2 separate regions of the Homo sapiens genome follow, and region 1 is linked to region 2. Evidence: chromatin contacts called from ENCODE Hi-C or POLR2A ChIA-PET data. All regions are on one chromosome and are shown on one strand. The core of a region is the stretch at or near the end of the contact, and the rest is flanking DNA. Distances in the headings are between cores, read along the strand shown.

Evidence for each region. Hi-C counts contacts between places; a loop is a spot of excess contacts on that map. ChIA-PET counts read pairs that join two places held with the same protein, here RNA polymerase II (POLR2A). Pooled maps may share reads with other maps.
Region 1: a loop to region 2 is called in a map of IMR-90, with 4 times the contacts of the local background. The contact joins two enhancer-like sites. A Hi-C loop is called at or near these places in 3 of 168 maps with a recorded cell type or tissue (IMR-90, mammary epithelial cell and sciatic nerve) and 2 of 50 pooled maps. POLR2A ChIA-PET finds 5 or more read pairs at or near these places in 5 of 52 experiments (AG04449, AG04450, IMR-90 and 2 more).

What each region holds. Positions count from the first base shown.
Region 1 is chr2:40,097,195-40,101,054 of GRCh38, reverse strand. It overlaps SLC8A1 (solute carrier family 8 member A1), which reads left to right. Exons shown (of 11, transcript NM_021097.5): 11 at 1-3,785. All of the region lies in intron 2 of SLC8A1-AS1 (SLC8A1 antisense RNA 1), which reads right to left. Among named protein-coding and RNA genes, the nearest start is that of SLC8A1-AS1, 180 kb to the right of the region's middle. Within about 2 kb of position 1,819, at least 2 of the 41 ENCODE cell types and tissues checked have a DNase peak (open chromatin) inside an H3K27ac peak, as active enhancers do.
Region 2 is chr2:40,035,479-40,038,866 of GRCh38, reverse strand. The region is part of intron 2 of SLC8A1-AS1 (SLC8A1 antisense RNA 1); the gene reads right to left. Among named protein-coding and RNA genes, the nearest start is that of SLC8A1-AS1, 120 kb to the right of the region's middle. Within about 2 kb of position 1,411, at least 2 of the 41 ENCODE cell types and tissues checked have a DNase peak (open chromatin) inside an H3K27ac peak, as active enhancers do.

The sequences.
Region 1 (3,860 bases), core at 570-3,069, 62 kb before region 2:
TCCTGAATTCTAACCTGAAAATATCACATTTGTGGATACTTAAAATACTCATATGCATTTTGATACACAAAAGCAATTCAAAGTATGTAAAAGGAGGCTGGAAATGTAAGCTTAACAGTGATATTCTGGAGAAAAATGTTGTAACTGTCACTCCAGGCCTCCCTTAGGAGAAACCAAACTTGTCAGATATTTTGGAATGGTAGCTCTTTTTCAGGAATTAGAATAACTGAAGTATGATACTGTGTTCCGTGTGCTTTAAAATCTGTGACCCTCCCCTGTTGCTGGTCATAGCTTCAGCATTTGAGTGTCCATTGTCTGTCGCTGAGGACATTTTCTCATCGGCTCTTTTCCCCATTGTCCCATTCCTCTCACTCACACCTGATTACCAAATAGCTCTAACGAAATCACAGTCACTCCTTCCTGTGTTTCCACCATTGTGTACATCTTCATTTGCACACCCTATTTTTTAATCAAAGTTAAAGCCTCACCAACAAGGTACTTAGAACAATCACCCACTTCTGGCCACTTCGTGACGGGAAATACATCTTTGCAGGGGAAGGAGCTGGATCAGACTGACAGGGTTTCACTCAGACTATTTCAAACAATGAGGAGCCTTGACCTCATTCCCAACTTTTGCCGTCCATAGTGGTTGATTTCTTGTTTTCTCTTTCTCTCTTTTTTTAACAGAAACTCTTAAGCTCAAGGCTAAATTACAGTGGGGACTTGCCTTTGTCTACAGTCCATGGTTTCTGTATTGGCTCAAGCCTTGAAATCTTGAAACAAGCCTAAATTAAAATTTTCTCTTAGCTTAAGAAAAAAAGTTACATATTGTCAAGACCCTTATGTGTGTGGTCCATTAAAAAGGTCTTGATATTAGAAGATAACAGCAAATTGTTTCTTATCCCACAACAGCTTTGCCTTTCAGTGTCCTTTGTGGTGGTTTTCGTAGGTCAGTGGTACAATTCAACACTCTTCCAATAAGCCATAATAATAATTGTTGGCACAACTGTTATTACAACAGGACTTGCCTGGGTTCCATCTATTAATTTTTACAGACAGTAGGAAGCTCACACCGAGGAGACATTGGTAACTTCCTGGACAAGGGCAAAGAAAGGAACTAGCATATTGTACATACTGTGTACGTGCACAGAACACTGGTCTGTGCCTTTGGAGTGTTCTCAGAGGGGCAGGCCAGAAGGGAGGATTCAGGTAGGAAATGAATCTAGGACTTCTCTTGCCTTTGATGGTTACTGATGGCAATTGTGTTTCCCACTGAATAACTTGGTGGACAATTTTGATAGTAAACTGAACTCATACCGAGCAAGCACAATAGTCAATCCATAAAGAAAAGGGTGGCATATCATAATGCCAGAAACCTTGTCTCCCTAAGAGGTGATCATGAATTTCCTATACAGGGCAAAAAAGGGAAGAATAGCCTATTCATATTCTGTATTCACAGTTTGAAGGACCCATCACAAATGACCTTCAAAGACTGACAGGGGGCAGGTAGAAGGGAGGCAAAAATGCAGAGAAAAAGATGTTACCTTGAAAAATGAAGTAAGAAATCCTAATATTCCCGTAGTTGATCCTAAAGTTTGTTCCCATGTCTACGGTTATTTCTAAATAACTTCACTACACTTTGAAATTCCTTAGTGGTGGTTTATCAGTAATACTTAACTGAATTTTTCCGTTTCTATTCTTTGCTGCCAATGAATGTAATCTCCACGACTTGCCGTTCGAGTGCACGCACAGACACACACACATAATGGTATATGCATCATATATTACTCATTTTGTGGGAAACACAATGTATTATAATGAAAAAGATTCCAGCACATTCTTTCAGTGTGTTTCAGTGATAAAATTTTGTGGGGGAATAGAGGTATACATACTCTCTTTGCTGACCATATTGTTGAAATTATGATCTTAAGCAACACTGTTAGAAATGCTTGCATAAAGTATCTTCTCTAGTATTAATGAGTTGATTCACTCTGAATTGAAGGTTCAAAAAAATGCACTAAACAAATATTTTTATATCTGTGGTATTTTCCTATTAACTACTCTTAGTGAACACGTGACCATATACCTGATATCATTAAAAAGGAAAATGGCCTAAACGAAACGTTAAAAGTGGAGGTATTTATAAAGTCTTCTGCCAAAGACCATTGTTTAATGATCTGTAAAATGTAGATTATCTTCTTTTATTATGAATGTGATTGTAAGAAACACCCTAACATTCTCTAACTTTTGAAAATGAATATTTTGTATTTCTAAGGACCAAGGAAAATATTTTTTAAGCCAATGTAGTACACAGAAGCCTTGTAAATGAGAGGTACAATGACTTGGATCAACTGCATAATGCTAGATTAGAATTCCAGCATTTGATGATAAATTTATCAATCTTTCCTATAATTCTTATACTGCACTAAATTACATTTTGGAAATTTTAGCTAATCTTTTCAAATTAAAGGCACCAACATTAATGACAGATCTTCTCTAATATGAAAAGCATCAAAACATTCCCTTTCAAGCACTTTGAATGGATGAAAATTGCCATATAATTTTCCCACCTACCTAACCATTCCATGTAAGTTAACTGAGCAGTCTAACAATGTTGTACAGAAGGTTGACAGACTATGTGCACCAAGAATATTTAAGTTGTGCAGTTAGCAAGAACTAGCCATTTCAAATATACTCAAATGTTTTGTAAATAAAAATTTTGACTCCTATAATTTTGTTCAAACTGATGTCTTTTAAAATAATTAGATTTTATTTGAATTTTAAAAGTAATCTGTTGTAAATTAGATGTTACTTTGTTGACTCTGTGATTCAATGTACACTCAGCCATATTCCTGTGGGGAAATATCAATCTTACTGACTTTCATGGCATGAGCCAGAGATTCATAGTTTCCTTTAGGACTATAAGTATGAAGACAAAACACACCAAAATAAAATGCTAGTGAAGAAATTAGAAACCTATTGTATAAAATGTATTTTTAAAATCTTAAGATATATGTGATTTACACTGCCTGTTAATCTAGTCTCTTTGTGATTAAAAAAAAACATAATATTTGTTAAGACTCAGACACCAAATATTTGTGATGTTTGTATAGCACCATCGTTATATGTGATTTCAAAGGGTAAGCATCTCTGTCGTAATCATGTAAGCCCACAGAAGAATAAATTCCTGAGGTTATGTACAACCAACTCTCAGAATTCAGACTTCCTGCAGCTGCCATATCACCAATAAATGAGAATTGTGAAAAACAATTTTTAAAGAATTGAGTTTATGATCACTGTGCATTTTGTTAATGAATGATTTCAGAGTTTTATTTTTACCAGAAATGCTCTCAGCCAGTAAACACAACTGCTGATTTCAACCATACTATCATTTCAATGGTTTCTATATTCTTGATCTAACTACCAAAAACTGGAAGCTTGTTGCAAGGTGTGTCCTAACAAACATACAATAAATGACTCTTCCTGCATGCTGCCTGAGATATGTTGTAATTTGAAATGTCTTATCAAAAAATTATACATGTTATAACCCAAAGTTGAACTGGCAATATTTTTCATGTGTAAAATTGATGGTATGTTAATATCAAAAGCAGAAGCATTGTTTGTCATACATGTATGTTATATGTGATGTTTAATCGTGTTAAACTGTAATCTGTGAAGTTTTCATTGCCTGAACTAGTCAATTCTGTATAAATCATTGTCTTAATTGTTTTCCTAATCTTACCATATTTCCTAACACTGAAATATAAATGTTTGTCAATTAGCCATTCATATTGTATTGATCTTTATAAACTTTAGTGTGACTCCATTAAACTAACCTAAACAAAGGAAAATCAAAGCTT
Region 2 (3,388 bases), core at 162-2,661:
AGCCAATGGAATGGCTTCTTGCTTAGCAGTTCATGGGTGTGGCTGAAACTGTCACCAAATAGATCCTCTCCACAGATAGTCCCACTCTTCTCCTTCTCTGTTCCCATGCTCACTACCAATTCACTCCACTTCTGTGTCTGGCTGCCAAAAGAACAGACAGGCTTCAGAAAGAGTAATTGGCTCCCGGCTGCAAAATGCACGGCACCCCTAGCTGGAGATAGATGGCTAAAGGCTGGCAGCCCAGGAGAGAGCCACCACCTGTGTGCAGCAGCACGTGGACATGGCTAAGCCCTGCAGGCTTGGTTGAAGACAAGGTCCTCGATGTTCAGTTGAAGGAAAATCAGGAGAGACAGCTTGTAGAGTGGAGAGTAAGGAAAGATTGGGATCGACAGTGCCAAAACCAAAAACCAAAATTCCAACTTCTTCAATATCTAGGAAGGAAAATTGTCAAGGAATTAACAAGTAGTCACATCTCCTTGGTTCCCTCAGAAATGTTCTATATAAAGATTTATAACTGCATGTATATTTAATATGTATACATATATGCATACTTACAAGTCACCACTATTATCATTTGTTATCTAATCTTTTCTTAACATGGCATTACATATAGGCCCTTACGTGCCTATATTTTACTATTCATTGGGATAGAAATTACACGGAAATATTTTACAGCTGAAAATCTATTGTTATAATGATGATGCCATCTAGAAGCATCAGGGGTAAAGTCCTTATGGCAATGTGCTTACTCAGAGCCTAATAATAAAGTTCTTTGGGGCAGAAATCTCCTGGTGCAATGAGAACAGAAAATATACTCACTCCTTAGTTTTTAAAATCATGCTAATTTATAGTCACCTTGAAAAAAATACTTTTGTTTCTCAATATTTTATTTTGTTCCAAAATGAGTTTAGCCAGCAAGGTAAAATAAAACTGAGGTGGAGGAGTGGATACTAAACAAAACAAGAAATAAGATTAACAAATAATACAAAAAAGATGTGAAATAGAGTCAGGAATGAGTCTGCATTCTCCTTGAATGGCCTGTACTATTTAGCATAGTCCAATGCCCTTCCATTCATTCATTTAATAATTACTTAGTGTCTATTATGTGCCAGCTACTCTCTATGCAACTGTTACTTTTTGACTTGCAGAGCAATATCTTCTTTCCACGGTCCTCCTCTTTATACTCTTAACTGCTTCCCTTTCCTTCCTCCATACCTTAAGTGAAGGAGTCTTTTTTGTTGTGCCTCAATCCCTCTGCTTGTAACTTCTCTTCTAAAGTAATTACCAAAGACAGGCGCAAACTGTTTCTAAAATTCAACTTCTGTATTTCTAAAAAGCCACAGGATGTCTCCATCTTAATGTCCTGCCAGCACCACAAATGCACGTGACAAATGCTGCTCTGTGCTGACCCTGAAATCTCACTCTCCATACTGCACACCCACACGCTGCAGGCACAAAACTAGCTCGGGGTTCCTTCGCATTGGTGAGGTCACACCCAAACTTCCAGCCACCTAGGCATTAAGCCATGAAAGGATCTTGTCCCTTTCCTCCCTCAACCTCTCGTCTACCCTCCCCACCACCTTTACAACAGCATAAGCAAAGGTAGGTGAGCAGAATCAGGGATGTCTGGAAGTCACTGCCACATGTACTGACAAGAAGAAGGCATGACGGCCATCTACTTATAGAAAGATGAGTTGATGACAAGACAAATCACACTATGAGAGAAAAAAGGGTAAAAATAACCTGGTTTAGGAATGAAAGAGATGTAACCATGATTGCAAAAGATTAAAATATTTATAAAACAGTACTATATGCAATTATGTGATAACAAATGTGAGAAACTAATGCTCATACATCTGATGACTGCCCCTCAGTAAAATAAACATATTGACTGAACAATAACTTTCCTAATGCTATTGCTTTAGAAGAATAATTAGTTCTAAATACAAACAAAAATATGGACATTGAAATTGTTTAGGAGTATTTATATGCTTACACCAATAGCTTTGTTTTAGAATTTAGTCATCATAATGCATCATAATTATCATCAAAAAGCTAATGCTTTTTGAACACTTATCTTGTACTAGATATTATTTTAAGCACCTCATATTTCCTGTCTCCTCATCACTCTGTGAGTAAGGTACTATTGTAAGGACGAGGAAACTGAGCCTTAAGAAGATTTAGTAATTTTTCTAAGATCAGCTAGAAAGAGGTAGGGCATGCAATGGAACCCAGTAAGTCTGATCTGAGAGTTGGTCATATTAATCAGGATAAAGCTTAACCATCAATTTGGCTATGCAGAAGTTACTTGATAACTTCCTATAACACCCAACCCTTAGTGCCCTAAAATAACAGCGGTTTATTTCTCTGCCAATAGGAGTTAAATTCAGTCAGGGAACTCTCTAGAGAAAATGCTCTGTGGTCCAGGTTGCTTCCATTTTGGAACACAAATATCTTAACACACAGCTTCTGCAGTTGCTGTGGTACACAGAGAATGCTGGAGAGCTGCACACTGGTTTTCAAATCCTTCAGCCTAAAAATGACACTTTTTCATTTCTGCTCATGGCTCATTGCAGACCAGTCACATGGCCACAACCTAACTGCAAGGAACGCTAGAGGATGTTGTCTTCCAAAAACCCAAGAAGAGAAAAATGAAATGGGATTTGGTATTTCTGCCATAATTATCTCAATCACGTAACTTGAAAACTTTTGAAGAGGGTGTTTTATATATCATATATAACTTTATTCTACAGAATGCCTTTTAGAAAGGGAACTATACATATCTAGAACTATTTCCTTAAGGAAGTTGTGGGAGAGCATGAGATCTTCAAGGGTATTATCAAGCTCCAAAAGATCATTACCTACTTGTTATAAAATGAAAAGGAGAGAAATTTGTTTTGCTGCTTCTTAGAAGGATGATTAAGAACAGAGAATATACTAAAAAATTTAACAATTTATGAAAACAGACCAATGAGGCCAGGTGCACTGGCTCACTCCTGTAATCCCAGCATTTTGGGAGGCTGTGGTGAGCAGATTACCTGAGGTCAGAAGTTTGAGACTAGCCTGGCCAACATGGTGAAACCCCATCTCTACTAAAAATACAAAAATTAGTAAGGCATGGTGGCAGACACCTGTAGTCCCAGCTACTCGGGAGGCTGAGGCAGGAAAATCACTTGAACCCAGGAGGTGGAGGTTCCAGTGAGCCGAGATTGCACCCCTGTACTCCAGCCTGGACAACAGAGTAAGACTCTGTCAAGAAAGAAAAGAAAAGAAAGAAAAAAAAAAGAAAAGAAAAGAAAGGAAAGAAAGAAAAGAAAGGAAGGAAAAGAAAGAAAAAAGAAAACAGACCATTGAGAACAATACTAGCCTAAAGAGCCAGTGAAGACAT